Linked DNA regions of Mus musculus: region 1 is linked to region 2. The links are chromatin loops, found by intact Hi-C in ENCODE. Cell type or tissue: heart. All regions are shown on one strand. Links, peaks and the distances in the headings refer to the core of each region. The heading gives the core; the rest is flanking DNA.

Region 1 (16,078 bases), core at 4,807-12,806, 62 kb after region 2:
TTGTGAAGTCCTTGTGGGACTGATGTTCTGAGAACCTGGAGAGTTGCAATTGGTCCGGCATCAATGTTCTGCTCTGAGTCTGTGCAGACAGGTGCCCAGGCCATGACCCACATCCTCTTTATGGTTTGCCCACACACTTTAGTTCCTCTAGTGGCTGAAGAGCCAACCACATGATCTTGGAACCAAGCCCAAGGCTTACTATATGTGGGAACACTTGTGGGTGGCTAGATGCATCTTATTGGTGAGATGGGCACAGACTTATCTCATGGGAGACAAGAACACATACAACTAGGGGCAAGGTTTGTGTAGCCCATGGTGGCAGGCCATGGTAAAGCTACCACTGGTTAAGGAGAAGGAAGACCACATTGATGAGTTTGTGTGTTTAGGGGGCAATGGGATCTTTAATAGAAAAGCAACTCTGCCAGGTCTGTGTTTCATTCTTTAACTTAAGTTCTTATAATATTACTAGATCTTAATGGAGTCCTTACACTCCTATTTGAAATGGAAAGGGATAGAGTGTGTGTGTGTGTGTGTGTGTGTGTGTGTGTGTGTGTGTGTGTGTGTTTCACTCCTGCCACTCTTTCTCACTCTTTTTTTTTAACATTCCCTTGGATATTTCATGTGTGAAAGCAAATGCTCATTCATCTGCAGGCACACACTGGCATAGTTAGAACACATCTTATTCTGCCCTGTGCTCTTCTCCCCCCTGCAGACTATTTTATAGTAGTACAAAGATCTTTTATTCTTGTCAATGGTTGTGCACTATTCTATTGCATGGTATACCTACCTATTTTAAGCTTGTTCCCTACATTCACATGGCCTCCAACCTCAGTAACAATAGATGTGTTGCAAGTGTGTCCTATGTGTTTATGAACTTGGCTGGATCAAAGATTATATGCATTTTCTTTTCTTTTCATTTTATTATATATATATTAGTGTTTTGCCTGCATGCATGTCTGTACACTATGAATAAAATACCCTTGAAGTCCAGAAGGGGACATCAGATCCCATGGAACTTGAGTTAGAAGACAGTTGTGAGCCACCACTTGGTTGCTGGGACTCAAACCTTGGTCCGCAGCAAGAACAGATAGTATTATTAACTGCTGGGTAATCTCTCCAGCTCCAATTACATATATTTTGGTACTTGTCTCCAGGATGTTTTCATATCAGTTTAAAGGTCTCTGGCACTGTGGATCAGTTATGTATGTTTAGTAAGTTCTTCTGGATGTTCTAAAGTTCTTAGGGATGGATTGTGGAAAGCCAGTCTGAGGCAGTGTCCCTAGATAACAACTGACTAGAATTGGGATGGAGATGGTTACCAGAGGCAAGTTGGTATCCATTGCATAGTGGGGCCTTTTGCTTCCATTCTGTGAAAAGGGTTGTGGTAATATGTTCTGTTCATAGAAATGGGAGAGGCAGTGTCTCTCACACAGCAGTAGAGGGATCTGGAACACTGCTTACCAACCAGTGAATTAATCAAGGACATGTCTCATTTGATGCTGCTGTGTACACCTGTACTTCCAGCTGTATTGTATTCTTACCTGACCATGCAAGATAGAAGAGGAGGCTGGCAAAAGAGGACATCTTGGCCATGTCAGGCCTGCCTACAGTCAAACACACTGCTGTTCCTTGGGGCCAGGGCTTTAGCTAGTACTAAGTAGGAGTCCTCTGAGAGCAGCAGGCCAATTACTTTAGCTGTTCTCTTTAGTGCCAGGCAGCCATGTGACCTTGAGCATGTACTGGTGTGTTTTGCACCTGAAACAGTATAATGAAGATTAAGCATTGCTGGTGTGGTAACCAGGGACAGAAGACCTTTTCCTTTCCTGGCACCCTTCTGCCCCAGCAGTAGGTGGGGCTGATCATCAGACTCACTTTCAGAGCAAGCTTCTTCAGACTTGCTAGAGATCATAGTGTGGTCCTGAAAAGTCCCTATGAGGAGGTCTTGTAAACTGAGGATATAATTACCATCATTTCAGAGAGGGATGTGTCTCTTTTCTTGCTTTCTCTAACTTACACCTTTTCTCTTTCTTCTAAATTATTGAAAATGCCTCCAACTTACCTTATAGCATGCATGGTCACTCTGCTTCAAAACATAGTAGCTGGCACTCTCCTATCACTGACACCTCTGTCATATGAGCACCTCCTATTGTCCAGCTCAGACATGCTGTAAGTATATACACAGCCAGCCGTGCATATAGCACTTCTGGGTGATCCAACCTTCTAGAAAGAACAGAAGTGCCATAACCGGGGTGTAGGACCAAAGGTAATGATGGTGAGCATCAGGCTGTGAAGCAATTGTAGGCAACCCAATACTGTGGGGAAAAGCACTCTGAATGACCCTCTTATCCCTCTATACATTGATGGGGGCCCTGTACTTTTAAGCCTTGCTGTCTTTCTCAGTAAGGGCAGGTAGCTAGGTATTGGAGTCTTTCCTGCTCAACATCCCTCTTGTTGAGTGAAATGAAAATGAGAGCAGTGGTCCAACAGGGAGGTGGAGAGCTCTTGAGCCAGGCATTCCTTATCCAAACTCAGCCCTGCTGTGTACAGCCATGGGGTCCTGAGAAGGCCTTCAGCTTCCTTGCCACTCCTGATGCTCATTTGGTTGGATGAGGTTATGCCAGGTATAACTTGGACTGGCCAGGAAGTATCAGCCATTCCTCCCCATCTACCCACTATTGCAGTGCTTTTCTGGGACTAGGATGGTGGCTTCCTATGAGTCTCACTAGCCAACTCTTCTCCTAACCTTACCTTTTATTGCCCCAGGTGCCCAGATCATTGATTTGATGATGCTCGTGATTGATGTGACCAAGGGAATGCAGACACAGTCCGCAGAGTGCCTTGTGATTGGCCAGATCGCCTGCCAGAAGCTGGTTGTGGTGCTGAACAAAATAGACCTGTTAGCAGAAGGGAAGAGACAGGCAGCGATTGACAAAATGACCAAGAAAATGCAGAAGACTCTTGAGAACACCAAGTAGGTTTGCTAATGAGAGCTCATGTGTAAGGTCTGGGCAGGCAGGTCAGCCTCCCATCCTGGTAAGTGGAGTATGCCTATTCACACAGCTGCTGCTGCACTAAGCAAGACTAACATGCTTTTAAGATCCCAGAAAGCACTGCAGCATAAGGAAATGGGGTGCCCTTACTTGTGGGAGAAGCACAGGTGGAGGCTGGCCTCCTCTGGTGAGCAGTCTTAAACCTGTCATTTCTGAGCTCTGGGAAATGTTCCTATGTATGTACTAAGAGCCAGTTACAAGGCTATACTTTAGACCTCAGATGTGCGCCCAGCTTTCTAGCTCTTGGAACCGAGGGCATGGGTCCCATGCTGTGTTGCTCCATGAGAACTCAGGCCTCAGTGCTAGAGCCTGGGGATCATGTTCTCCAACTACCTGCTTTGTGATGCCTCCATTGTCAACTAGGACAAAAATCGAAGAGTCTTGTCAGCTCTGCTGGCAGCCAGTCGGGGGCTGGGGGTGGGAGAGATATCATGTAAACTGAGGATATAATTACCATTCATTTCAGAGAGGGATGTGTTTCTTTTCTTGCTTTCTCTAACTTACACCTTTTCTCTTTCTTCTAAATTATTGAAAATGCCTCCAACTTCCCTTACAGCGTGCATGGTCACTCTGTAACCATCACTGGCTACAGGGGAAAAGCAAGCCTGGTTGGCAGAATCAGGCCCATGAGAAAAAGAGGAGGTGGGCCAATGGTTGTGGGGTTTTCCAAGGGAATAAAAGGCTGTGTGTGGTTGAGGGTCAAGTAAGAGGGAGGAGATAAGACTGTAAGAAGGTATAGAAAACCTCAGTTGCCTCTTTGCAGTTGGGGTAGCAAAGTATCAGAGCTATGGGCAACATTAGGAAGTAAGAGTTAGAGGCCACAGGGCTCAAGGGGCCACAGAATTCTGATGTGGCCAAGAAAATGAGTTAGTCACTTTGCTGAGCACACAGAGCTGGCGTGCCTTGTTGTTTGATGTCTCTCTCTCTCTCTCTCTCTCTCTCTCCCTCCCTCCCTCCCTCTCTCTGGCCACTCCTTTCGGTCAGTTCTGAAGATCTGTCACTGGGAGACAGGGCTTGCTCCTCTGTGCTATGCTGCCTGAGACAATATCTTCTTCCTGTGCCTCTCCTTCTCCAGCCTGTGGAGGGCAAGCAAGTGGAGAATGTTTTTGTTTCCCTGTCATAAAGATTGATATGCCTTCCCATTTATGATTTTTTTCCTATCCAACACCTGCAGCTCTCTCTCAGAATGCTCAAGTTGGTTAAATTAAAGCTTCAGCCCTGTGAATGGGCCATATATGTCATAAAAGATTTCCTTGCTCTGCCTTTTGTTAGCAAAATTCATCAATCTGATAAAATCGACACATTTAGATAAGTGTTGCATAAGAATTCAGACTTCGTTATTCCTAACGGAAGTGGATATGAGACTGTAAAAAGGAAGATAAAAATTATATCTTCTTTTTAGAGAGTTATTGATCTTCCTACCATTTGATTTACTTGTCAGAAAGGGGCGAGCACATTTTTGGAGACTCGCGTAAACCCCAACAGCGCCAGCTCACTTGCTTCATGGATAGGGACTTTAGGAGTCCAAGGGCACTTCTAAAACACTTGCAGCTCTGACCAATCACAGGGAGGGGAGAGTGCTCCTTGTTTTTAAGTCATCTTTCCTATTTTAATGTATTGGCTGGAGGCCAAATTATGAACTTTACCACACTGAAAGAGGAAATTGTCCTCAGAGAGGTATCTGAGCCCTTTCTCTCCTCCCATACCCAGCGGCCCGGCAGCAGAGGGCAGGGCTGTTGCTTGTGGGTGGCGTCCTGGGGCCCTGTGCCCAGACTGAGTATTAAGAGCTCTGCTGCATCATTTTCAGTGTCGATTCCTTCCGTTTGCTGTCCTTGTTAACTAAATTCGAGGAACAAAAATGTGGAATGGTGGACCCCAACATAGTCAAAACCTGAAAAATGTTTAAGACAAACTTATTTTTCTCTACTTGAAGTTTCAATTTTAATAGAAGATATTGAAAATAGAGAAAAGTAGTTAAAAGGCAGGACTACCTAATGATTTTTTAAAAAAAAATAGCAGCTGCTGACCTTCGAGCTTGTGATCTCCTATCTTTTTAGATGTATAGCACTTCTCTAATACTCATTGATCCCAGCACTTTGGAGGCCGAGGCAGGGGATTTAGAGTTTGAGTTCAGCTGGGATCACAGGTATGTGATACCTGTACTCTTCCAAGTTCTTTTGTTTTGTTGTTTTTTTTTTTTTTTTTCTAAGTTGTGGCAGAATACACTTGACTACTGTTTTACCATCTATAGGTGAATAATCCGATGAGTTGATGCATTCAGCATGCGTACATCCACCCAGACCTTTCTATAATCCTTGTCAACTTCTCCCGGGTGGTAACTCTCCTGTCCCCTGCACAGTCTCTTCTGTTTTCTGTCTTCATGTTTTGCCTGACCCGTAGTCATGTATGGGTTTCATAGAGCATTTGAGTTTTGTCTGTGTTACAGCTTTATCAGAATACTGTTGCCAAGACTTAGCCTGCTTTGTTATATTTGTGCCATGTGTTTATCTCCGTCTCCCCCCTTTTCCCCCCCGCCATTGATGGGCTGTGGGCTACTCTCAGCTGTTGGAATGATGAACTGCTTATGAACTCTGATTTCAGTCCTTCTGGAGCTATGTACCCTAGTACTAGGAGTTGGGGCAGGCTTGTTCGGGAGTCTGTATCTATCCTTTCTGAGGCACTTCTGAAATGCCCCCATAGTAGCTATACCATTCACACTCCCAGCAGCCATATGTGAGGGCTCTGGGGTGTTCATAGTCTCTCAACACTTGCTGTTTTGTGATAAAATGCCAGAACAAAGGCACCTTATGGAAGGAAGAATTTATTTTGGCTTACTGTTCCAGAAGGATAAGAGGAATCCATCATGTCAGGGAGGCCTGGCGGCAGAGGTAGGAAGTTGAGAGCTCATGTCCTCAAATGCAGGAGCTGGAAGCAGAAAGTGTGAACAGAAGGGGCACAAGGCATTGATTCTCAAAGCCAAGCCCAGTGATGTGCTTCCTCCAGCATGGTTGTACTATCTAAGCCTTGCCAGACTGTGCCATCAACTAGGGACCAACAAAGCAAAATATCTAAGCCTATGGGGGAAATTCTCATTCAATCCACTGCAACTCTAGTCCATTCATGTAGATTCCTCGTATGGGAGTTCCTCACCTCTTTAACAGCTAGCTTTGAGGTGTGTTTCAGAGTCAGGAAACAGAATCCCCATAGCTCTGACCCTTTTTGAAACTGTTCTGGCTGGCTGAAACTTGTACACTTCTGTATGAATTAAAGGATCTGCTTTTCCTTGCCTCTGAAAAGGCTGCTAAAGTTTTCATAGGGATCTGAAGGTAACACTGGCGCATTTGATTCCTGTGATAGTTTGTATATTCTTGGGCCAGGGAGTGACACCATCTGGAGGTGTGCCCTTGTTGGAATAGGTGTGACCTGGTTGGAATGGGTATGTCACTGTGGGTGTGGGCTTAAGATCCTCACCCTAGTTGCTTAGAAGTCAGTCTTCCATTAGCAGCCTTTGGATGAAGATGTAGAACTCTCAGCTCTGCCTGTGCCATGCCTGCCTGGATACTGCCATGCTCCCACCTTGATGATAATGGACTGAACCTCTGAACCTGTAAGCCAGCCCCAATGAAATGTTGTTTTTTATAAGACTTGCCTTGGTCATTGTGTCTGTTCACAGCAGTAAAACCCTAACTAAGACAATTCCTAAACAGTATTCTCTCCCAATCCACAAACACTGAATGTCTCCCCATCTGTCTAGATCAGTGGTCCTCAATCTGTGGGTTGTGACCCCTTAGGAGGGGGCCCAATGACCCTTTCATAGGGGTCATATCAGGTGTGTGCAGATCAGCTATATTTACATTATGATAACAGTAGCAAAATTATAGTCTGAAATAGCAACAAAATAACTTTATGGTGAGGGATCAGCACTAAATGAGGAACTCCATTGAAGAGCCACACCACTAGGATGCTTGAGAACCACTAGTCTAGAGCTTTGATTTCTTTCCTCAGTGTTTCATAACTTTTATTGTTCAGGTCCCTCTCGGAGCTGGATTTATCACTGTTTAATTTTGCAGAGGTTTTTGCAAATGTAGACACTTTTAGTTTCACTTGGGTTGTTATCTCTAAAATATGAAAACAACTCATTTTTGTGTGTCAATGTTATATGAATTCAATTCCTTTAAAATAACAATTGTAATCATGCCTCTTTTTTGTTTGTTTTTTTCTCTTTCTTTTTCTCTTTCTTCAGTTTTTTGAGACAGGGTTTCTCTGTCTAGCCCTGGCTGTCCTGGAACTCACTCAGTAGACCAGGCTGACCTCGAACTCAGAAATCCACCCGCCTCTGCCTCCCAAGTGCTGGGATTAAAGGCGTGTGCCATCACTGCCCAGCATGTTTGTTTGTTTGTTGGTTGGTTGGTTGGTTGGTTGGTTTTTCAAGACGGGATTTCTCTGTGTAACCCCAGCTGTCCTGGAACTCACTCTGTAGATAGAGCAGGCCAACCACCACACCTGGCTGTCATGGCATATTTTTAATGTTGGTTTCTGTGTTTATTACTGTTTTACCTAGCAGGTTCTTAAGTAACTAGCACTCTGTTCTCACCCTGTAGACGGGGCTCAGTTTTTCTTTTTGTACCCAGGTGAACCTGAACTGAGCATTGACTTTATCTCTGCAGTTATTCCCTTGTGGTAGACTCTCAGCTGTGAGAGCATGGAAGCAAAAGCCACGAACGCTTAAGCCCTTTGTGAACATTTGAACATTTTCCATATTACACGGGTCTCTGCAGCCGCGTTTGGCTATGTGTATAAGATGGATCTGAGACTTAGGATGGAGGTAGTGTTTCACTCTGGTTTTAGTCTGCAGGTGACTACTGAGGGAGTTAACAGTAAGCAGTTGGACGTCTGTGATTTTCACATGTGTGCCTTGTCTCTTCACCTCTTGGCATTTTAACCTTTCCTTTTGCTTTTCAGGAGTGTTGATGTCAGTGAGGACCTTGCTAACCCTTTGCCCATCACACTTGCTGCAAACGAGGCTGCAGCATTTGTTCTAACCATTTCAGTTGCTTTTGTTTCAGCATCTCAAGTTTCTAATTTTCGTGTAGTCAAACTCTTTGATTGTTTTTCTTCGTGATTTCTTTATCTTTGAAAGCATTTAAAATTACTCTTGCATAAACATTTATCAATGTTAACAGAAATCAGAATAGAAGATAAAAATATACTCACAATCTCCCCAGTGCAGCAAATTAAAATGCTTCCTCGGAGGATCCCTGTCAGTCTCTTCCACATGGACATAATTGGAGGTGGTTGTTATCACCACAGTGACACTGTTCGGTGTTCTGGGCTTTTCTGTTTATTTTCCCATAAGTGTTATCATCTGACAGCACACTTGATGCATCTTTCTTCCAGATTCCTGGTTCTTTCTTCTCTTAAAATACTTTTCTCTTTCTTTTACAGCCAGCGTAGAGCCCTGCTTTTCCCAGGCTCCCCTGGTCTTGACAACCTCCCTGGACCTGGCCTTACTCTCAGTCTCTAGGGATTCATTTATGACTCTGTGTACTCTGCAGGCCTGCATCACACTGGTGCTGTGGCCAATTGCCACATGCTCTTGGGAAATACTTCCTCCCTGAGGTACTGTTGCTTTGTGAATCGGGAGCTGGTGAGTTTAGCCTCATAGCCTTTCGAGGAGAAACGCTTGGCAGCCTGCGTGTAGCAAATTCTAAGCAGGGAAAACTGTAATGAGGAGGCTTGGCACTACGCCAGGGATTCCCACACACAGATCATTAAGTTAGCTGGATCATACAGTTACCCCAGAGGTCAGTTTTGCAACTTGCTTGACTGCTGAGAAAACAAGACTTGATAAATGATGGCCATTTTGGAAGTCCACTATTCCAAACTTAAAATTTTCACTCTGTTTGCTTAGATTTCTTTAACATGACTTATAAATTCATATATATATATATATATAATATAATATGTGTATATGTGTTGTTATCTAGGACCGCATGCTGGTGGAAGTCAGTCTGGGTGCACAGTTGGTGTGTCTGGACCACTGAGCACTATGATATATCTGTGTGGGTAGACTGGAGGAGATGGCAGTGGGTCAGGAGATGTGCTTGAATGCTTCTGGTGTCAGCCATGATTTCATTACAGGGCTGAGGGCTGCTATCAGGTTAGAGCCCTTCTTTTGGAACCTCACAGCAGCCTAGGGATTCCTGGACAGCGTTCCTCTTTGTGCCAAGAGCCAGGGTGGCTCATGTGCCGCAGGCCTAGAAAGTAGTACAACTGTCTCAGTGTGGTGAAAATGGTCAGGCACCCAGCAGTGTGTTGCCCAGAAGGGTTTGGATAAAAACCACTGAATTTCCAGATAGTTTACAGTAAATCCTTGGAGCCCTCTGCATGATATATACATACACACATGTACACACACACACACACACACACACACACACACACACACACACACAGAACGAGAGACACAGAGAGAGACACAGAGAGAGAGAAGAGAGAGAGAGAGAAGAGAGAAGAGGAGAGAGAGAGAAGAGAGAAGAGGAGAGAGAGAGAGAAGAGAGAAGAGAGAGAGAGAGAGAGAGAGAGAGAGAGAGAGAGAGAAAACACACTCGGCCCTAGACCTGAGGCTGGAAGCAGAGTCAGAGTAGGTATGCTGCTGGGTTCTAGTTCCAGAGCTTTGTCACCTATAACAGAACTTCCTTACCCTGTTTCCTGTGTAGAAGGTGCTGGACTCTGGCTCCTGAAGGGCTGATGGTACACTAGGCCTCTGGTAGCCCTGGCCGGTTCCTAGTTTTTTATTGTAGGGACCCAAGCCCTGCTCCTAGGCATTGGGATTCTTTGCTGAGCATGTGCCTAGTTCTGTGTATAGAGCAGGGCTGGGGTATTTACTTTTATTTTGCTTTTTGATTTTATGTATTAGCTAGGGAGAGGCCTGCAGGTGCAAGAGCCCAAGAAGGCAGGGACTCTCTTGAGGACATGAAGGACATATGTAGGAATAGGTTTTGGTGATGTGTCAAGAAGCAGGGATCAGAAGAAAGCATCTATTTCTATTAGTGTCACATAGAGGTAGAAACTCTGGCAAGGGCTCTAGCCCCTTGCTTGCCCATGGCTCCAGGAATCCTTGGGTTCAGTTGTGTGCCATTTGTACAGCCTGGTACAAGTGAGATTTCATCAAAACCTGATAGGGGGAGAATCAGGTGTGGGAGGAGACAGGGGAGAAGTACAGAGGATTGGGAAATTGAATGGTGGTGTATAGCAGTGGGGTATGGGGAACTGTGGGGGTGGGGGGAGAGGAGGGGAGGGTAAGCCACTAGAAAGTCCCAGATGCCAGGGAAGCAAGAGGTTTATTCCTAGGCCCCAACAGGGATGACATTAGCTGAAATACCCAACACAGGGAAGACAGAAGCTATAGAGACCATACCCAGGGGATAGGCACAGCCGCCATTTGAGGGATGGGGCCACCCACCCATTTCAAAAATTTTTAACTCAGAATTGTTCCTGTCTAAAGAAAATACAGGGACTAAGAGTGGAGCAGAGACTGAAGGAAAATGTATCCAGAGACTGTCCCACCTAGGGATCCATCCCATCTTCAGACACCAAACCCAGACACTATTGCTGATGCCAAGAATTGCTTGCTAACAGGAGCCTTGTATAGTGGTCCCCCAAGAGGGTCTGCCAGAGCCTGACCAATACAGATGCAGATGTTCGCAGACAACCATTGGACTGAGCACGGGGACCCCAAGAGAAGAGTTAAGGGAAGAACTGAAGGAGCTGAAGGGGATTGTAACCCCATAGGAAGAACAACAATATCAACTAACTGGACCCCACCCCCACCCCCAGAGCTCCCAGGGACTAAACCACTAACCAAAGATTACACATGTGGGGACCCCATGGCTCCAGCTGCAGCTATAGCAGAAGAATGCCTTATCTAGCATCAATGGGAGGGGAGGCCCTTGGTCCTTTGGAGGCTTGATGCCCCAGTGTAGGGGGATGCTAAGGTGGTGAGATGGGAGTAGGTGTGTGGGTGGAGGAGCATTCTCATAGAGGCAGTGCAGATGGGAGATGGCATAGGGGGCTTACAGAGGGAAACCAGGAAAGGAGAACAACATTTGAAATGTAAACAAATAAAATAACCATTAAAAAAAAAGAAAAAGAAAACTAAGCATAAGCTATGGGAATAGCAGACACTGGGTTCTTTGGAAATCGCTGGATAAGAGGGTATTTTAGTGAGAGGACTTTTCCTTACAGAGAAGCAAAATCTAGGCTGTAAGAAGACCTGCAGAGGTCTTGAGAAGAGTTCAGCAGATGAAGGTTGGGTGAGGGACAGACTTGGTCAAAGGGACTTGAAAAGGCTCGACATGGGCAGTGGGGTCTAGTGGTACTGAGTTCTTCCCAGGGCTCATCCCTTCAGTGACCTCTTCTTGGGCACCTACCAGGATAGTGGGAGTAATGGCAGTGGCCAAGAATCTTGAGAAAAGAAAAGACACGTGACTTGGAGTGTGTGACTCACTGTAGTGCAGGCAGGTTGATGTGGCACAGCTGCCATGGTGTTGGAGAACACTAAACTGGGTTGTCTCTACATCTTTCTTACCTGTTTCAAGGAAACACCTCAGCTCAGTCCTGCCATGTCTTTATAGCATCCCTAAGTTTAGCCAGGCTCTGTGCCTTCAGTGGGAAACAGTATCTAGCTAGACACTAATAGCTTTGTTTTGTTTTTCTTGTGTTTATTTTTGTAGCTTCAAAAGTAGACGTTTTTTGGTCCCCCAGAGACTGGGCTTTCATTAGTTAATTTTAAAAAGTCTGTTAGAGCAGTTAACAATTTTTAAAATGACACATTCATACCTTAAGCATAATATTTTCACTGAAAACACTTGCATTCATGTTCACCTAATAGAATTAGTGTCTAAGTGACAGAAGACTAAGCACATTCATACGCCCCAGCCCTCTTCTTCCTCTGTGGTGCTTTGCTGGCATCTGTCCCGCCTGTCTAGGGTGTCTTTGCTGTGTGAGCACATCTGTATTTGGAATTTGGGGCATCTCCTCTTTATGGTCTGATTTTGAAATATGTATGCTTCCTGCTTTGTGTGTAATTTCAGTTTTCCCCAAATGGTCACTCCCATTGTCTTGGATTCCTTGGATGAAGTGATGTGTGGGTAGGGTATGGAGGAGATGACAGGTCTTTGTGGTGCACTTGGGTACCAAGAACTATTCTGGTAGGGGCTTTCCATTCCCTCTGTCATGACCCCACAAGGTGGATGTCACTTCTCCAGACCACTTTGATGGAAGGAAATCTTAAAGCTGGACTGGCTTCAGTAGCTTGTTCTAGGTCACACAGCTAGTGAATGATGAGAAGTGTTTCAAAGCCAGCTCTGGGTTAGAGTGGTCAACCTAAGTTGTATGGCCAGATTAAGAAGAGTAACTAAAAGCCAGGCGTGGTGGCGCACGCCTTTAATCCCAGCACTCAGGAGGCAGAGGCAGGCGGATTTCTGAGTTCAAGACCAGCCTGGTCTACAAAATGAGTTCCAGGACAGCCAGGGCTATAGAGAGAAACCCTGTCTCAACCCCCCCCCCCCAAAAAAAAGAGTAACTAAGCCTGAGCTAGTATGTGCAGTTCTCAATATAATTGTTGTATGATAATTGTTGGGAGCCTGATTAATTTTTTTATTTTGGAAGGGCTAATGTAATTTTCTGATTGTATCATGAGAAAAGTCTCATTTTGTGTTATCAAATTTCAACATATAAATAATTTTAAAGACACAGACTATATGTTGTTAAATATAACAAGTAAAAGTCTTCTAGGAATCATTAATAAAGTTTTGAGTTATAATTTTAAAAGCCAGTTACATGATAGGTGTAATTGTAACATCCAATATTCTGGCCATTTTCTATCATTTTAAATTACAACAGAAACACCTGCATATCAATGTTCATGGAACAATATTTACAATTACCTGAGTTATGGGATCAGCCTAGGTATCTGTCAACAGAGGATTAGATAAAATAGGTGTGGCCTATGTATGCCCAATGGAGTTCTGTTCAGACATAATGAAATTATGTCATTTGCAGGGAAATAAATGCAACCAGAAACCATCAAAATTTAATCAGAGTCAAAAATACATGGCATGTATTTTCCTCCCATTTTTCTATCCTAGATATCATATAGACACATAAAACCATATATGGATATGTGAGATATGGAAGTAGAAATGAAACTATCTGTGAGAAAGAATAGCAATAACAAAAAGGGGAGTGGCTGGTAAGTATGTCCACTTTCATGGTACACATGAAGAAAATGTCTGTGCATCCTATTGCTGTGTACCTTAGATAGCCTTACCTTTCAACTTGATACAACCTGGAGTCATCTGAGAGGAGAAGCCTCTAAGTTGAGGAACTGTCTAGATTTGGTTGCTTGGTGAGCATGTCTGTGAGTAATTGTCTTGATTCGTTTTGTGTTTTAAATTATGTAGGATTGTGCTCATGAATAGACATTAGATTCTCCTGGAATTGAAGCTTTGAGCTGCCTGATATAGGTGTTAGGAATTGAACTCTGGTCCTCTGTAAGGGCAATGTTTTTACTCTTTATGGCTGGGCCATTCCCTCAGCCTTCATGCTAATTATTGTAGGAAGGTCCAACCCACTGTGGGTGGCACTATCCCTAGGCAGATGGTCCTTAAGTGTATCAGAAAGCTAGCTAGGCATGCGCTTAGGAGCTAAAGTGAGCCAGCAAGTAGCATTTCTTCATAGTGTCTGCTTCTACTTACTGCACTGAGTTTCTGCCCTGATGTCCATCAGTGAAGGACTATGGTCTGGAAGTGAAAGGCAGATATAACTTTTATCCTTTTAAGTTGCTTTTTGTTAGATTATTTTAACATAGCAACAGAAAGGAAACTGGAACACTATGTAAAATAAATACATACTGTTACAATTTTATTAGAAAACAAGAACAAATTATAGACATTAATTGCTGAATCCTTAATGACTGTCAGACACAAAGGCAAAACCATGATTGTTCTAGAACCTTTCATTCATTTCTTAGATAATATAGAACTCACAAGACGTGCTGGGTACCTGATGAGATGTTTTCATTGCAGTACTTCATTCAGGGCTTGAAGTAATTGTATCAGAGATTCTACTATCATCTTAATGAGGAAACTGAGGCACAAGGGTAAACGGACACTCAGAGTGTCATGGGGAGGAAATTGAGGAGCCAGGAAGTACTTAGAGCTCAGTGCTCTGGTCTTAGAAGCCTCACTGCAGAGCCTTGTGTTGATGCTGATTGTCCTTACAAGGACACTAATTCCTCTGCTACTTGCCATCACTTGTTCTTCAAAACCGGACTAGACAGTGGAACCCGGTGACACTCTGGTAGCCTTTGCCACATACAGAACTGTGAGTCCTTTGTCTGTTCCTTCTCCTTCTTCCTCAGGGAGATTTGTGAGCTCTCAGCTGCTGGTGCTGCGGTCATGGATTCTATTGTCTGAAACCATAAGCCTAATTAAACATTTTCCTTTATAAGCTGGCATGATCATGGTATTCTGTCCCAGTGCTGAAAGTAACTAAGGCACACGTGGACATGTATTCATTTCCTCTTTCCATTCCTGTGGGCATGTATAGTAGAATTCCTCAGCTACATGTCACTTCTGTGTTCTTTTTAATTTTCTGAAGCGTATTTGTTGATTAGATATATGATCTGTGTTGACAGGCTTCCTATACTTTAAATATGACATCCTCCTGGTCTCCATGGCTGGGACCAGCTCCATGCACTACTGCTCTCACATATGAGATGGTTTCTTCCCAAGCTGGGGAAATGCCCTCATCAACGGCCAAGGCTGTTTTCTGCCTAGTTGTAGATTTTGAGTTAACGGTTGGAGTTTGTTCAGCTTCTTAAATGTGCAGGTTAATATTTTCATCAAATTTGGGAAGGAACAGACCATGATTTTGTCATCCATGATGCTTCCATTCATTCTTCTTGCTTCATAAACCACCATTGTACTTAAGTTGCTTTGCCTGAGACACAGCTTTGCCACTGCAACTGGGTTCTCTCCTTCCTTTTCCCCAGATGGATCGATCTCAGTTGTCAGCTCTCTATTCTGCATGTCCAGATCCCCTCCTGACCTTCACTACTGACTGAAGTTTTCATTTCAGTTCTTGCATTTCCAAACTATGGATTTTTAAAAAAATTTCTGTTGTGTTAACTTACCTAGGGTGATAAAAAAACAAGCATCTACTTACCCCAGATAGGGAACTGATGACAGACCAAAGTCCACCTTAGCACGTTGCTGAATTTATTAGGGCTACATAACTCCAAGAGCATGGGCAGTGTTAAGGAGGCTGTACCACTAAACTCCCACACCCCCTGAGTGACCTGCTGCTGACAGCTGGGAGCCTGGGGCTCTCTGGGACTTGCAGGCAGCCCCACAGCTTTGGCTCTCTCTCCTTAGCAAGCATAAGGCTTACTTAACCTAGGGAAGGAAGGGCCCTGTGAATCTGATTTCAGAGACTTCCTGACACTTGCCATTGTTTCCTTCCTAACTCCTAAGGAACCTGTCTACTTTAGAACTTCCTGAGTCTTAATGAGCATCACAGAAGAATAAGTGTTTCAATTTGGAGGAAATTGTCACAGTATATCTGTGTGTGTGTGTGTGTGTGTGTGTGTGTGTGTGTGTGTGTGTATTTTGAGACAGGGTCTCTATGTAACTCTGGCCATTCTGAAGCACTCTCCATAGCCTAGGCTAGCCTCAAACCTATAGAGATCTGCACCAACTGTTACACTCTCTCTTGTGGTGGAGGATTGTCAAGTTGTTTAGACTTGGTTCATTTATTTGAACACACTGGGTGGGGGGGAGGGAACCTGCTATCAAGTCTGGGAGAGCTTCCTGGGGACAGTTTTTTATTAATTCTTTCTTATATGTGGACTCTTCTCTTGCTTCTTTGCAGTTGTGATGGGTAATGTTGGTTGTCAGCTTGATGGATTGATTGATTGATTGATAAGTGCTTAGAAGGCTAACATAACACATTTCTGGGTATGA
Region 2 (15,137 bases), core at 3,627-11,626:
TTTAAGCTTTTTGCTGAACGTCTCCTGTCTGCATCTGAGTGAGTGTCTCTGGGTTTTCCTTCGGAACCACTTCATTCAGGCTAGGGTAAGATTTGGGCATGCGTTTCGGAAGATAACCTATCAATGAAGCCCCAGGACCTAGCCATTCTTGGTCATTCTTTTGTTCAGTGGAACCTCAGCCAGGCTGGGACTGAGCCTTTCATGATTCTCTGTTCCCTTCCCAGTAAGGGCTTTGGTAGCATGTAGAAGGTGATGCTGTCTCTAGCTCTGGCCTTCAGCTACCTTATAGTCCCAGTTCCAGGGAGAGTGGGATTTTGAAGGCAGCCTCACGATAGGGCTGGGAACCAGTCTGAACCGAGCAACACGTTGTCCTCTGCTGTTGGAAGGACCATACAGTACTGTATGGCTGGAAGCACCATGGGGTAGGGATGATGCTTGTGTCTTCTGTAGCTCTACCTGGCTGCCTCACAGAAAGTACATGATGGTTTTAAAAGCAGTTTAGTTCAGATAACGTGTAGTTCAGCATGCTTAGTGTTTTCCCATGTGTTTATGGAGTTGCATGGCTGTCCTCTACAAAGAGGCGTTGTGCTTGCTCACAGTCGGCTCTGCAGACCTGGGCAGCTGCCAGCCTCCTTCACAGCTCTGTAGATTTTAGACTCTGACAGAAATGGAATTATTTTGTGCCTGGCTTGGGTTTGGGACATGCTTTGTAGTTATTGTTTTGAGAAAGGGTCTCACTGGGTAGCCCACGCTGGCCTTGAACTTGTAGTGCTCCTGCTTCTGCCTCCCAGGGGCTGGCATTATGGCATTCCCAGTTTCAAGCATGCTTTTTAAAGTTAACCCATACTGTAGCATGTAACTATACTTCATCTCTTCAAAAATAAAATCTGTTTCTAATTGTGATAAAAAAGATACTTACTACCTTACTAAATCATCTAAGTTGCTTCTTTCTGTGCCATACCTAACCTTTGGGGACCCCTCTCCTAGGGACTTGTAGTAATAGAGGTTCAGATGGTGATGTCTTGGTGGGTTTGGGTCTTGTTGCTTAAAAAAAAAATTTTTTTTAAAGATTTATTTATTGTTATATGTAAGTACACTGTAGCTGTCTTCAGACACACCAGAAGAGGGCATCAGATTTCATTATGGATGGTTGTGAGCCACCATGTGATTCCTGGGATTTGAGCTCAGGACCTTCGGAAGAGAAGTCAGTGCTCTTAACCGCTGAGCCATCTCACCAGCCCCTTAAAAATTTTTTTAAAGGTTTATTTATTTAATATATGTGAATACACTGTTGCTGTATTCAGACACACCAGAAGAGGGCATCGGATCTTATTACAGATGGTCGTGATTACTGGGAATTGAACTCAGGACCTCTGGAAGAGCAATCAGTGCTCTTAACCACTGAGCTATCTCTCCAGTCCTTTTTGTTTATTTTTAAAAAATATTTATTTATTATTATTCATAAGTACACTGTAGCTGTCTTCAGACGCACCAGAAGAGGTTATCAGATTTCATTACGGGTGGTTGTAAGCCACCATGTGGTTGCTGGGATTTGAACTCAGGACCTTCGGAAGAGCAGTCAGTGCTCTTATCCGCTGAGCCATCTCACCAGCCCCTTTTTGTTTATTTTTAAGACAGATTCTCACTACATAGCTCTGACTGACCTGGAACTTACTATGTAGACCAGACTAGCCTTGAACTCACAGAGATCTGCCTTTCTCTGCCTCCCAAGTGCTAGGATTAAAGATGTATACCACTATGCCCAGTTGTCTTAGTGTTTTTAATCCATTCACTTTGGTTCTATGTGCATAGCTGTGCAGTGTTGTTTTGGATATGAAGCCAGATACAAACCTTGTGTATGTCTTCAAGGGTTTTGTGGTCAGGGGAGGCGGGAGGAGTGGAATGGGCAGTTAAGATACAAGATATAGTTAAGTTGTTAAGAGTCTTGATCAGGAGAACCTATATCATGTGATGTGATGTGTGAGTGTGTTGTGGCACAAGCAGGAAGGAGCCCCCTCCCAACCTCCCATGGGGACACAGAGCCAAGCCTAAACAGATGATCTGGAGATTTGCAGGCAGAATAGCCACAGGGAATAGCCTCAGCAAAGTGCTGGGGTGTGAGAGCAGGTGCATCTGGTGAGGAAGTGTGATGAGGTGCTAGGCCAGTCCAGGAAGACTTCTGGGAGGAGGGGATATCTTGTTGTAACTTTGTAGGGTAATTGAGAGCTTACTGACAAGATGGGGACAGTTCAGCTAGAGAACCCAGCTTGCAGACAAACAAGGCAGGACTAGAACATGGAGTCATGAAAGAGGGAGAGAGTAACAGGTCCAGTGGCTAGAGGTTGTCTGGGATAGAGTTTAGGAGCTGGGTGTACCTTGTGGGAGAGAGTGTGTTTTAACCAAGGGTCCTTGTAGTGGTTTCTACAGGCTCCCTTCGAGTTTGAAAAAGAGTTCAGGTCAAGCGGCTTTAAGGCCAAGTGTCCTGAATGTGCTCTTCCAACAGTAAGCAAGCAGACAGGCGGGAGGAATACAGAGCTCTGGAGTGCTGGTATGGAATGCCAAGCAAGGCCACAGAGCTTCTGCCTTTCAGAAGAGGGTAATTATATGTTTGGAGGACACATACTACCTTTTAGACACCATTCAAGACCCCAGATACTTACTGTATTCTCAAAGCCTGTGTCAGGGAGCCTCTGGTGGACCTAAGCAGCTTGCTGTAGGTCTCAGCTGGTGAGAGCTGCCTCAAGCTTCCCCTAGCCTAGTTCCTGGCTGTGCTTTGTCCAGGATTGCAGTCACGCCCTTATCCATGTCTATCCATGTCCATATAAGGAGAAAGCCATAGCTCCTGAAGAGCAGTTTCTAGACATGGCCCATGAGATGTCTGGTCCCAAGCACAGGTTCTCTCAGCATCCGTCCTTGCACCACTGTTCACCATTCTTTTTCTTTTTTTTTTTCTTTTTTTGGTTTTTCGAGACAGGTTTCTCTGTATAGCCCTGGCTGCCCTGGAGCTCACTCTGTAGACCAGGCTGGCCTCAAACTCAGAAATCCACCTGCCTCTGCCTCCCGAGTGCTGGGATTAAGGTGAGCGCCACCATTCACTGTTCACCATTCTTTCCTGGACCGGTTGAGCTTTGCTTTTTGTTAGTTGGGTCTTTCATTTCTTGTGCGGTGCAGTTAGGCTCCTGCTGCTTTGAAGTGGCCTCACTGGGTAGGAGGGAGGACTTAGCTAATGGGATGCTCCTCTTGGCAGCAGAAAAAACAACTTTGCTGTTGCGATCCGTTGACTTTCCTCCTTTTGCTGTCACCATATTGTGATGATGCTCTCTTTTCTTGAGGCCTTCAGGAAGACTAAAATGATTTCCTTTGTCTCTAACCTACTTCCTGAGGATATTTATTTGGCAGCACACACAGGTGCTACCTAAAGATAAACTTGACTTTTTTCTTTTAAAATCAGTGCGGGAAATGCACTAATGTTGCTCTGCTTAGTCGCAGAACCTGCCTGGCCTAGCCTTTGCTGTAGGTTTAAAGCCCAGGAGAGGTCAATGACTGCTGCCCTTGGCCATCTGACCTTGATATTAGAGCTAAAACTGCTCGTCTGCATTGCATTGTGACACTTGAAGACAGTCACTCTACTGTGGTCATTTTCAGGTGAGTCCTATTCCTTGCCCTTTTGACACAGGCACCAGAGGCCTAGTATATGTGTACTTCAGTATTTCCTATTTTGGAGTGATGGCTTAGGGCACGCTCGGGGATGGTCTGCAGAGCTTACCTCTAGAGGAGAAAGACTGGCCTAAGAAAGAAGGCTCTGTTTCTTTAACACTTCCGCCTGACATCTAGAGACTAGAAAAGCAGAGGCTGGCAGGGATTGGTGTCCAGCGGTGCTCCCTGTTGCCGATGCCCCTTTACTGCAGAGCTTGACAACCTGTTGTGAAGGACAGCCACATTTCCAACAGAACTTCCCGTTGAATATTGTTGAAAACTTACCAGTGTCGAAGAAAGGAGACATTTCAGCTAGAGACAAGTCAGACAAGGCAGGACCAGAGCATGAAGTTCACAAAAGAGGAAGTGAGTAACAGACTCAGTAAAGTTCTGATTGTGTAGCCCAGTGGTGTGGCTGTAAGCCTTGGAGCGTTTGTGTTAAGCTAGTGCTGCTGAGGCGTGGGGACACAAATTTTGCCTCAGTGCAGCTGACAGTGCAGCCCTGGATGAACTGAGAAATGGCTGGTTCTACATTCCTACAACGGACTAGGGTTGGTGTTCTCCTCTATGTGTGGTTTGGTGCTGGGGGCTGTTATCTTCCTGGGAAAGAGCTTGGGGCTCTCTGCCTTCCTTGGTATTCCAGACTTGCTCATTAGTTGGTCTGCACACCTGCCAAGCCCCTTCACCCTGTTTGCCTTCCTAGTGGTGCTTCAAAGAATGGGCTGTGAGATGACTCTCAGTCTTCCTTCTCCTTTTCCTCACAGGACTCACTTGCTGACCTTGTACCTCTAGAAGTCCCATCAGTACAACTGCTGCTTAGGATAGGCTTCACCTAGCTCTAGACGGGATGAACTCAGTTTCCCTTTACATAGCTTTGAGTCTGCAGCCAGAAACTCTTCCTAGGTACCTTCCATAGGTCCTTGCTTAAACTTTCAGTTACTGTCCGAAAGCCCAAGCCCCACATCATGACATAATGTGGTCCTTTCTGATAGATTTGCATTTTCTCCCACTGGGACTACGTGACACCCTTTGGATACTTCTGTGTAGACAGAATATGCTCTCTCAGGCTCTGCCTTCTGATAACAAGCGCTTCTTTTTGTTTTGTTTTGTTTTGTTTTGTTTTGTTTTGTTTTGTTTTGTTTTATGAGACAGGGTTTCTCTGTGTAGCCCTGGCTGTCCTGGAACTCACTCTGTAGACCAGGCTGACCTCGAACTCAGAAATCCTCCTGCCTCTGCCTCCCAAGTGCTGGGATTAAAGGAGTGCGCCACCACGCCCGACTAACAAGTGCTTTTTTGGGGAACCTCCTTGTCTCCCTCCCAGGCTGGACTAGGTAACTTCATTTATGATTTCCTGCATCCTGTGAATACTCAGGGATTGAATTTTTCCATCTCACTCATTTTGTATTTAGTGGGTAAACCTTCTGAGGGCTGGGTCTATTATCTTCTAACTTGGTCTCTAAGGAGATAGGATAGGACTTGGCCCAGTTTGAATAACTAATGCATATGTGTAGACACTCAGGAGCTATTGAATGAATGAATGAATGAATGATGGATGGATGGATGGATGGATGGATGGATGAAGAAGAGGTCATTTCCTACTGCTTGCACCAAGCAGTCCTACTCTTGTGATGCTTTAAGGGACTGCCCAAAGTTCAACAGTGGAAGAAGCCTGCCTCGAGGTTAGACAAGTTAATCTTTCAATGGAAATTCAATCCTCACTTTTCATTTTCAGGCCACTTTGCGTAGCAAAGTAGTTTAACTCATAGCAGATTTCTGCCATGCTGATGGTTAATTTCACGGCCCACAGAGGGTCAGCACACTAATGCCGAGAACACGGCGACCTCAGTGTGGCTCGCCGCACACAGCGAGGGCCCAGCACCCCTTGTCATTTTTTTTTTAAGAGAACCAGTATTCAAACATCCTTCAGCAGGCTGATTTTGAGTTAACAGGGGTGACCCTTTCAAGAACAGTTTTAAGAGCTATAGTGTAGATCCCTCCCAGGCTGTGTATTTTCCTTTCTCTCTGCAGTTCAAAAGGGCTGCGTCGTCTCAGGGTTTTGCCAGCAATCTTCAGCTTGACCCTGGTTGTTTAAATCTGCAGGAGGAAATTTGAACAAACTTGTACTTTGGTAATTCTTATGCCTTTGTGAACCTTTAACCTTAAGGTTTCTTTCGGAGCCACTGGCTGCATTGTCACCCTCTGTCCCTGCTGAGGCTTTCAAAGGGCATTGTCTAGTATGTCTGTTTTCACTTTGCTACTGGCCTTCTTTTGAGGAAGGGTATTAATTCAGACCTGATTCTGAGTCAGGAGGGGAACTTTTAAACTTGCCCCAGAGCTCATGGATGGGGAAATGAGCATAATGCAAGCCCATGGCTGATGCTGGTGAAGGAGAGAGAGGCCTCCAGCTGTCTGGTGGGCAGCCTCAGCTCTGTCACGTCCTGTCTGATACCATGGCCAAAAACCTGATTTGCTCTGATAAGCAAGCCTGCTGAATGTAAGATCCCGGAGTGCTAAGTTCTTAGGAACCTGGGAAGTCAGCAGTGATTATGGGGTTCAACTGATCACTATGAAAGACCACATACTGATGAATTTCCTGGGGTCAGCAAGACTCCTCAAGTCTGGGGGAGAGCTCTGGTGCTGCTCTGCCCTGTCGATGTTCAAGACTTGCTGATGCTTGTTCCATCCTGCCTCTCTCTCCTCCCCCAGTTAGCCAGTTCACCCTCCACTACTTGTTTGTTTTCTCTTGATGTGACTGTGATGGTACTAGCACAAAGTCCTTGTGGGCTTTGCTGCTGGTTTCATGAACATATGGTGATTGAGACCAGACCTTACTTGTCATGTGTCATTTGAAGCAGGCTTGCAGGCTGCAAAACCTCCTTGCCTGACTTCTTGGCTTTATTTCTTTCCTTGGGCTTCTTAATATCCTAAAGGTAGGGCTAGGTGACCTTATTCTGTAAGTTTGATGACACAGAAAGAGTTTCATCATCATGTTATCAAGTTCATTTAGCAGTCCCTAAGAGATCTGCATGCAAGGAAGGCAGAAGTTACCCTAGCCTCCCAGACAGGTGGGAGGCAGGTATTAGGAAGTAACAAAACCATAAAGATTGTGAGTTATGGTCAGTACCAAGGACAGTACAGGACTGTTGGCTTTGGGGTATCTCCCTTACACCTTCCTGAGGCAGTAGGATTGAAAGTAAATTCTGGAAAAGTGTGGGGCCTGTGACTGGTGAGTTGGGGATGGATACTACATGTCAGAGGAGCAGCGCCTGCAGTGGCTCTGAGGAGGGCAGGTTGGGCTGGTCTGTAATGGGGAGAGGGGGTGGTAGGCAGTCATGGCTATCTTTGGACAGATATGCACACTTGGATTCTGTTAGCCCTGGTTTTGCTGGAGGACAAGCAATGGTATATTGTGATCCATGGACACAGAGAGACATTCACACTAGCCCTCTACAGGTGGTTGGCCATACCAGGTTTTCTTTACTGGCTTTTATGTGTCCTTAGTCCTGCCGGTTTCTGTTACCAGGCCTCAGATTCATGTGGGTGTTTCCTGCCCTTTTCTTAAAATTTTAATGTTTTTATTGTAGTATTGGAGAATCGAATCTCAGGCCTCCTGTGTACTGGGAACACTCTGTACTACTTTCCTGTAGTAGAGCAATGGGCTGAGGTGGAAATAGGGTTGGCAGGCAATTCTGGCATGGCAGTAGTTAGCCAGTTCCACTGTTCTGTAGTGTGACCAGTGGTACACTGGCACACTGGCATCTCAGGCTCCAGTTACAGGGTGGGAAGATAGCAGTCCTGAGTGGACAGTAGAGATGTCAAGTAAGGCATCCATCCAGTCACGGAGCTGGCCATACTTTGCTAGTCTCCTTGAGCATACTGCCCTTGATGTTCCCACCACCCCTCCTGCAGGATGTCCTGGGTGAAAGATAACACACAGGGTCAGGAAGGGACAGATTTTGCCTTTTCAGGAGAACTGAGGTTGCTATGGTTTGGTCTCCAAGCTGTGCCCGTGAGGTGGAAGAGTGGGTGCTGACGTTCTGATGATCTGTTGTTTGGAACAGAACTGCAAACTGACTTCAGAGAAGCTTGTTCCCCTGAGCTTGCTGCTGAGCAGGAGTTACTGGCTTTAAATTAGCACAGGTGTCTTCTGCCCTTTTCTTAAGTTCTTTGTGTTATTTTTGTTGCCGTATTGGGAATTGAACCTAGGATCTGGCAAACGCCCCGCCTCTGAGCCACATCCCTAGTTCCCTTTCCTTAAAACAGGGGAATAGTAACTGACTTCAGAGCTCTCTTGAGATTCCAGCTTGGTCTCCAGGAAGTGATTGTGTCTGCTTTGGGGGAGTCACTAGAGCAACTGTAACCTGAGGGATTCTTTTCTCCTCTGGAACCTAATGGGTTTCCTTCCCTTGTGCAGACTTCTTAAGTAAATGGAAGTGCTACTTACTTATTATTGCAAGTTCATCAATCATTTCTCAAAGTTTTTTAAAGTGCATAATAAAAGTTCCCATGATAACCAGCAGCTTTTTGAAGAGTGAGTGTTTTCTAGGAACCATGAGAATCTATTGCATTAGGTCTGATTTCTCCAGTTGGAGCTTCCTTCTTCTTATCTCAAAATCTGCCTCAGAAGGCAATCTGGGGATGCACAGCAAACACTCTGGTAACAGATGTGTGTCATCCTTTTCCTGACAAGTCCCTAGGCTGGGAGACCCAGCTCTACTCAGTACGCCGCCATCCACTAGGTGTGGGTAGACACACCCTGTGCTGATTAGAGCTGTTGGTGCACAAGAGGGCAGTGTTTGCTTGCAGTCTCAGACGGGCGATCATGTGCTGGTTCACAGGTCAGCAGAGTTAGAATGACCTCAGATGTAGTCAAGACAAAATAAACTGTAAGTCAAGGTTGTGATGAGTTCTCATATATGCCTTTAAATACACAACTCCTTCAAAACTTTGCTGCTTGTTAGCCTTCTTTTTCCTAAAAAGAAAAATATTGTTTCTTTCAATGTTTATTTTTAATTTTTTTTTAAATCAATGAAAATATGGTTGCAAGTCTTGTACAACACTAGCAGAGGTTACACAGTGTCACAGAAGCAAAACACCGGCTTCCTAATTAAAAACCAGATGGGCAGATTTTTGTTTGGAGCAAGAGGTCAAATGTATTTTCTCCCCTTTTCACATCAATGTAAAGCTTATCTGCCTTAACTTTTGAAGCGTTTGAAGGTGTGTACGTCAGCAGTCCGCCCTGTTTCTTTTATTCTGCCTTCCCCCGTAAGGTGGCTCCCTGCATTCTGTAAGGTGGCTCCCTGCATTCTGTAAGGTGGCTCCCTGCATTCTGTAAGGTGGCTCCCTGCATTCTGTAAGGTGGCTCCCTGCATTCTGTAAGGTGGCTCCCCTGCATCCTGGTGTCCCGGGATTGATTGACTATGCCTTTTTTTTTTTTAAATAATGATTTTCCCGTTTTCAGTTCTTCCATGGTACTCTTCTGCTGAAACCTTTGGACCAGCAGGACACATGCTGGAATGCAGTTCTTGCCCCCACCAGATTTCAGCTGCTACAGAACTGGGAGCCCCTTCCTGTCCTCAGTCACCTCCTGATCTCAGGTGTTTTTAGGATGTTGGTGTCACTCACTGATGAAATGCTACAGATGGCAGCAGCTTGAGGAAACAAAAGGAGGAAAGGCATAGGATGGCCATAGCTTGTCTTGGCATCCCCATGGGAACCACCTGGGCTTTTGAGCTGCCCGTGCACCCCAGGTGGAGGCAGTTGTCTTGCATAGGACGACTGTATCAGGAGCATGCTCTTAAAGCTCATGCACAGAGCCGAGGCTTGACCAGCTTGAGTGTCAGGAGTAGTGGGTGCTATAAGACAGGAGGATAGAGACAAGGATAGCATTTTTGACTGGAGACAAGCCAGGTCTTCCCATATTGCTCATTTACTTGATGCCTTGATCATCTCACAACAAAGCATAGTGAGACCCAGATGCAAAGGGCTGTCCACCACTTCAGTCCCCTGACAGCAATCAAGGAGACAGGCAGTTCCAGGCTGAGCCCTGTATAGAATCAGACGTCTTCTTCTAGTCTTATGTAATCCAAAGGGAGTATGTCTGTAAGAGTGGTGCCACATAAGTAGTTGAGGAGGGATATGACATCCCCTGTGGTCTTTAATTGATCTATGACTTCTAGTTTAAATGTGAATGTCACAGCACTGAGTGCAGTGTTAGTGGGTGGCCACTCACAGGTTTTTCTGTGACCCACATGACTTCTAGTTAGGTCTGAGTCTAAAAGAAAGGTTTTGCTGCATCAGGTTTGTAAAAGAGGCTCACCAAACATTTTTTTCTAGGAACAGAATTTTTGAAAAATGCTGGAGCCTTTCGTTTACAAAAGAAGCTCATTTGTCAGGGATGAGAAGTTGTTTTTGTGTGGCTCTGGGTGGCTTCGTCCTTTCACTTCCATAGTAGGGCTAGCAATTAGGAATGAGACCCATGTTCTAGGTGGTCACTTCCAGCTAGGCTGTGTGTTTGTTCCGTCTCTGTCAGCTCAGAGGGAGCAAAATGAGTGAGACCCCTGTAACAAGCAATATGTGGGTGCACCAGAGACACATGCTGACAGAGATAGAGTGTATCTCTGAGAGAATGGTCTGGGTGCTGTTCTGTCTGGAATGTAGATAGAGTCATTGTTCTGACGAGTTCCCTTATAGTAGAGTTCCCTCCGTAAGCATTGCTTGTGGTGAAATTTTGAGACAGTTTTCTGTTTGGGTCTTGAGGTCAGTCGACTTTCTTGTGTTTGTCCCACTCCATAAGCTTTGCATGTTGTGCCTTAAGCATTGCATTCTGTTAGGAGGGTAGGGAAGACAGGTCTGCTTCTAGATCTTCATAGGGAGCTAAGAGGTGTATAGACAGTGAATTATATCAAATTATGCACATGAAGCCCAAAGACCTTAAGTGGGAATGTTGGGCAAGCCATCCTGTGATCACATAAATGAGCCTTCCCTAATCTTGCTTTCTTTACCAGATGAGGGGACATACCCTGAGTGTATGTGAGAGTTGCAGTAGCAACTGGGATACCAGTAAATGGATGCCGACCTCTCAGGCCCTGTGCCTGGGGGTTGGAGGCCTGCAGGGTTTAGCATCAGGATATAGCTGCCTTTTAGGGTCCTTGGGATGGTCAGGCATTCTTTCCCTCAGCACTGCTGGCACCAGGAAATAACATTTAATTTATGCAAGAATGATGTTTCAGAGAAGGAAATGAAATTCTTTTTTTTTTAAATTTTATTTTAAGATTTATTTATTTATTATATATCAGTTACACTGTAGCTGTCTTCAGACACTCCAGGAGATGGAGTCAGATATTGTTACGGATGGTTGTGAGCCACCATGTGGTTGCTGGGAATTGAACTCAGGACCTTTGGAAGAGCAGTCGGTGCTCTTAACCGCTGAGCCATTACTCCAGCCCTAGGAAATGAAATTCTTATTTTTTAAGGTGAGGAAGAGGAAGGGGGAATACTTCCCTGCTTTCCCTGGTGATGGAACAGGATGGAGAACACATCTGCTTTTTCCCATCTGAGGTTGGCATCCACTCTTTTTCTCCTCTCCTTTTCCTCTCTCTCTCATCTCCTGCATCTCCCCTGCTTACCCTTTCCTCCCTCTTTTCCTGCTGCCCTATAGAGACCCTGCTTTTGTCTAAGCTAGTCCCAGGGAACTCAGTGTCATAGTTTGGAGATTCCCTGATGCTGGGGTGTTTTGTGTGGTCTTGTATCTCCTTTCCAGCATATATCGTGGCTTTCAAGGGCCATACCAGGTGCTTGCCCTGTTCTGCCTTGGCTTGTGCAAAGTGCTGCATGTTGCTTTTGGAGTGTGGTTGTACAGTTCCTTGTGGAGTAGCCAGGACAGTGCATGGTTACAGGATGATGTCAGGGTCGCTGAGCTTTGGGGGAGGCTGGATGTGGATGGGCTTTACCTCTGGGTAAAGTAGGCCTGGGCTTCTGGGCCAGGTGGAGGCTCTCTGGAAGAATTGATCAAATTCAAAGTTGCTTGCCATTTAATGAGTCCCAGGTATATGAGCTCTGCCAGCCCAACACATGCAGGCTCTGGAAAGCCCGAAGGAAAAGACATGGTCCTGTTTGGAGAAACGCCTTCTGCAGAGGGAAGCTTGCCAGGTCTTTCAGGAGGGAGGGAAACTGTATCAGTTGGGAGCTCCTGGTGGGACACACAGTTTAGCCTTGGCACTGACCCAGGTCTGTGCCCTTCCTTGCTCTGCTCTTGCTGTGCTTACTTAACAGAGTTAAGCTCTCAACCTCAGTTTTCTTGTCTTCAAAATGGGAGAATAATTACGTGTGTGTGTGTGTGTGTGTGTGTGTGTGTGTGTGTGTGTGTAGAATCCCACAAGTGAAGCTGTACATAGAGCTTATCTGAATCAGTAAATTTATGACAGGTATAATTTGGTTTTAAAATCCTATCAGAGTATACATATAAAAATAAATCTTGTCAGAAACTCTCCTTGTCCTTTGGTGGGAGGCATACTAGATAAGCAGCGTTTGATGCCATGTATAATATACACAGGCTTGTCTCTGTCTGAGACTAAATTAACATACTTCACCAGTGTGGTGGAGTTTAGAGGAAGGCCGTGGTGGTGAAAGGTGAGGTAACAGAAGGACGGAGAGACACATGGACTGTTGGTGTGTGAAAAGCAGTGCTTGGTCTCTGGAGAGGCCAATCTGCAGGGATCCATGACCTGTGTTGTTTGGAAGCCTATAGGCTCTGGTCATGGAAATGTGTGATGCAAGGAACAGAGTCTTTCTTAAAAAACATCTGACACCAAGGAAGAGATTCCACAGAACAGCACAGAGAAACATAAAGGCAGCTGGTGGAGTTGACAGGCTTGAGGCCAAGAGCCAGGGAAATGGAATTTGAGTCCTGGTTTCAGTGTTTGTTGTATGATCTGAAGTCGATTACTAACTTCTTTGGACTTCAACTTCCGTCTTCAAAATCAAAGAACCATTTTGAGGATGAGAAGACATATATCTAGTATACAGTATTCGGGGAGTAAACATAATTGCAGCCCCTGCTGCTCTTTTCATTACTATGATAAGACTTTCCAGCCTCCTGGGACTGCCCATCGCCAGCTATAAGCATGGAAGTCTTTCTCCAAAACCCTGTAAGTTTTTTCCTGTAGTATAAATGAGTGCACTGAACCATGGGTCATTCTTATAGACAGACTTATAAATGAATTTATATGAACAAATTTTGGAAATCTATTTTTCTCTTGATTTGCTATTTTAAAACCAGGTTTTTAGAAGCCCTTAATAGCTTAATATATAAGAGCCTAAAGTAGGCCAGTGTCTGTAAGTCTGGTGAGGGTGAGGGTTTCATAAAGCTTTGGGATATTTTTCTAAAACACTGCTTCAATTAGGGAATGTCCCCTCCTCCAGGTTGCTGTTGATTTGGGGGACGTACTCATGTCCAGATGCACCAAATATAAAAGATGAATTTTAAAGCTTTTAACTATCACAAAGCATCAAATCTTTATGGGGGTTTTAAAGGTCTTGATGACTTTCAGTTGCCCACATTTGCATGTCTGTGAAGGTTTTTGACAATGAGGATGGTAAGGAACGGTTTAGGGATGGCAGGAGCTCCTATCAGTTCATCAGCTTCTGGAGAACCTCCCACGCGCTTCACTCTTGCAATCTGCCACTTGCTTAAACAGGGCAGAAAGTCAGTGGGTTTAAAGTGTCTTTACAATTAGAAAGGCATATTTTTTTGTCAATTTGTCTTACAAGACAGATATATATATACATTTAGGTTTCATGGAGAGCTAAAGTGTGAAAGGGCAGCACAGACTGCGAGCTAGTGTGTACACACTCATACAGGAGAAACTGAGCAAAATGCAGTGCAGCCACTGACGCTGCTCCAACGAAGTCCTGGAGTCCAGACTCATGGGCCGGTCTTCCCCACGAAGGTTTTATCATTTTGGAGGCATGGCTTTTTAAATCATCTCAAAGCATTTGTCTTTTTGGAGGAGATTTAAAATATACAAGTCATTTTATTTCCCCACAATGAATGACACTTTTCCTGAAAAGACTCCCATCGCACAAAGTGAAACTGGAAGTTTTTGGGATGAGTAGCCTGGACCCTGGTGCTGAGAACTGCAGTTTTACCTCCCTAGCAATCCACACCAGCCTGGAATTCCTAGACGACAGCCAAATTTCCTGCTATGTGTTTAGCTCCAAACTTGGTATATGGTGAAGTTTCTAAATGAAATTTCTTTGTGGAAACAAAGAATGGGTAGAAGGTAAAATCCAAGGACAAAATGGCATGTGTAGATCCTTGGTTCAGAAATTCATGTCGAATCTCTATAGTTCTAACAGAATTCAGATGGACTTTTTTCCTTGGGCTGTCAAAACCTTGCTGTTGTACAGCAGACCCATGACTCCTCTCTGCTTGTAACGGCATTATCATTCACCAGTCCCTCTTGGTACTGTACGTGTTATTGTATCCTGGTAGTTCTGTCGTACACGCTTTGGATATTTGGTTGTGTGATTATTGTGGTGTGCAGCTGAGCAGGGAAGCTAGGATTTTACATACATTTCTAGGCGTTTTTGCTGGAACACAGGCAAGTAAGATGCTTGTTTTTACATGCTAGATAGGGTGGGAGTCACAGCTTTAATTTTTAAGTGTCCTTTTGAAATAAAAGTCCAATACTGTTTTAGTTTCTGGAATGATGCAGATTGTACTGAAGCTGTGTCTCCTCCCAAGGTGGACAAAATATGTTCTGTGTGCAGAAATGTGAGCTGCTGCCTGCATCAGGAGGAAGGGAGAGAGGAAGCTGTTTGTAAAACTACTTAAAATAAATTTGAGGGGTCAAACATGGAGCACGGTCACTAAAGGGAAAGGAAAAAATGCCTTGGGTCAGTTGCACTGGAATAGCACAGGCATTCACACTGGCTACAGGGCTGTGTGCTTCTTGCTAATAAGATACAATTGGAGTAGATAATATTTGAATATCTATGGCTAGATCTCACTGCCTCTGTATCAGGGAAATTTACCTAAAGGGCCATGTTTTAAAAGTTTGGGTTCAGGGGAACAGATGTCATGTGGAAGAGTGATGGCAGGCTGTTTTCCTCCTTGTGGGAGCTTGCTTAGTCCCAGCCTTCTAAGTGGCATCTAGTGTCAGATGTAACGAGCTATGGCTCAGGCAGAAGGCAGGCTTGCGTTAGCATTTTATTTAAAAGCGATCGGTACTTTTAAATTAAACATGCAAAGTTATCTTGGTGAGGCATTGAGGCTGCTGGGTTATCGAATTTGGCTCTGAGTTTAGCCAGTTCAGCAGGGGTGGGCGTAGGATCTAAGGCAATTAATATGCAAGCACACTTGAGTCAGCAAGGTGGTAGGTTACTGTCTTATCAGGGCCAAGAGGATCTTTCTAGACATTTATACCTTTTTTTGTAGT

What was found. A loop is a pair of places that touch in the nucleus more often than their neighbours do. Peaks named below come from ENCODE experiments on the same cell type or tissue, not always from the same donor. Only the 100,000 strongest peaks of a DNase experiment are listed, where the experiment ranks them.
Region 1: it touches region 2 in a loop (1.9-fold over the local background); 3 of 42 quality-filtered maps call a loop at or near these places.

The regions. Positions count from the first base shown.
Region 1 is chr6:88,363,097-88,379,174 of GRCm38, reverse strand. Eefsec (eukaryotic elongation factor, selenocysteine-tRNA-specific) reads left to right here. Exons shown (of 7, transcript NM_023060.3): 2 at 2,764-2,971. Among named protein-coding and RNA genes, the nearest start is that of Eefsec, 75 kb to the left of the region's middle. In heart, for the core only: no CTCF peak of the experiment used is centred there; a DNase peak (open chromatin) is centred at 8,654.
Region 2 is chr6:88,424,742-88,439,878 of GRCm38, reverse strand. The region is part of intron 1 of Eefsec (eukaryotic elongation factor, selenocysteine-tRNA-specific); the gene reads left to right. Among named protein-coding and RNA genes, the nearest start is that of Eefsec, 14 kb to the left of the region's middle. In heart, for the core only: a CTCF peak has its summit at 8,468 (motif pointing right); a DNase peak (open chromatin) is centred at 8,468.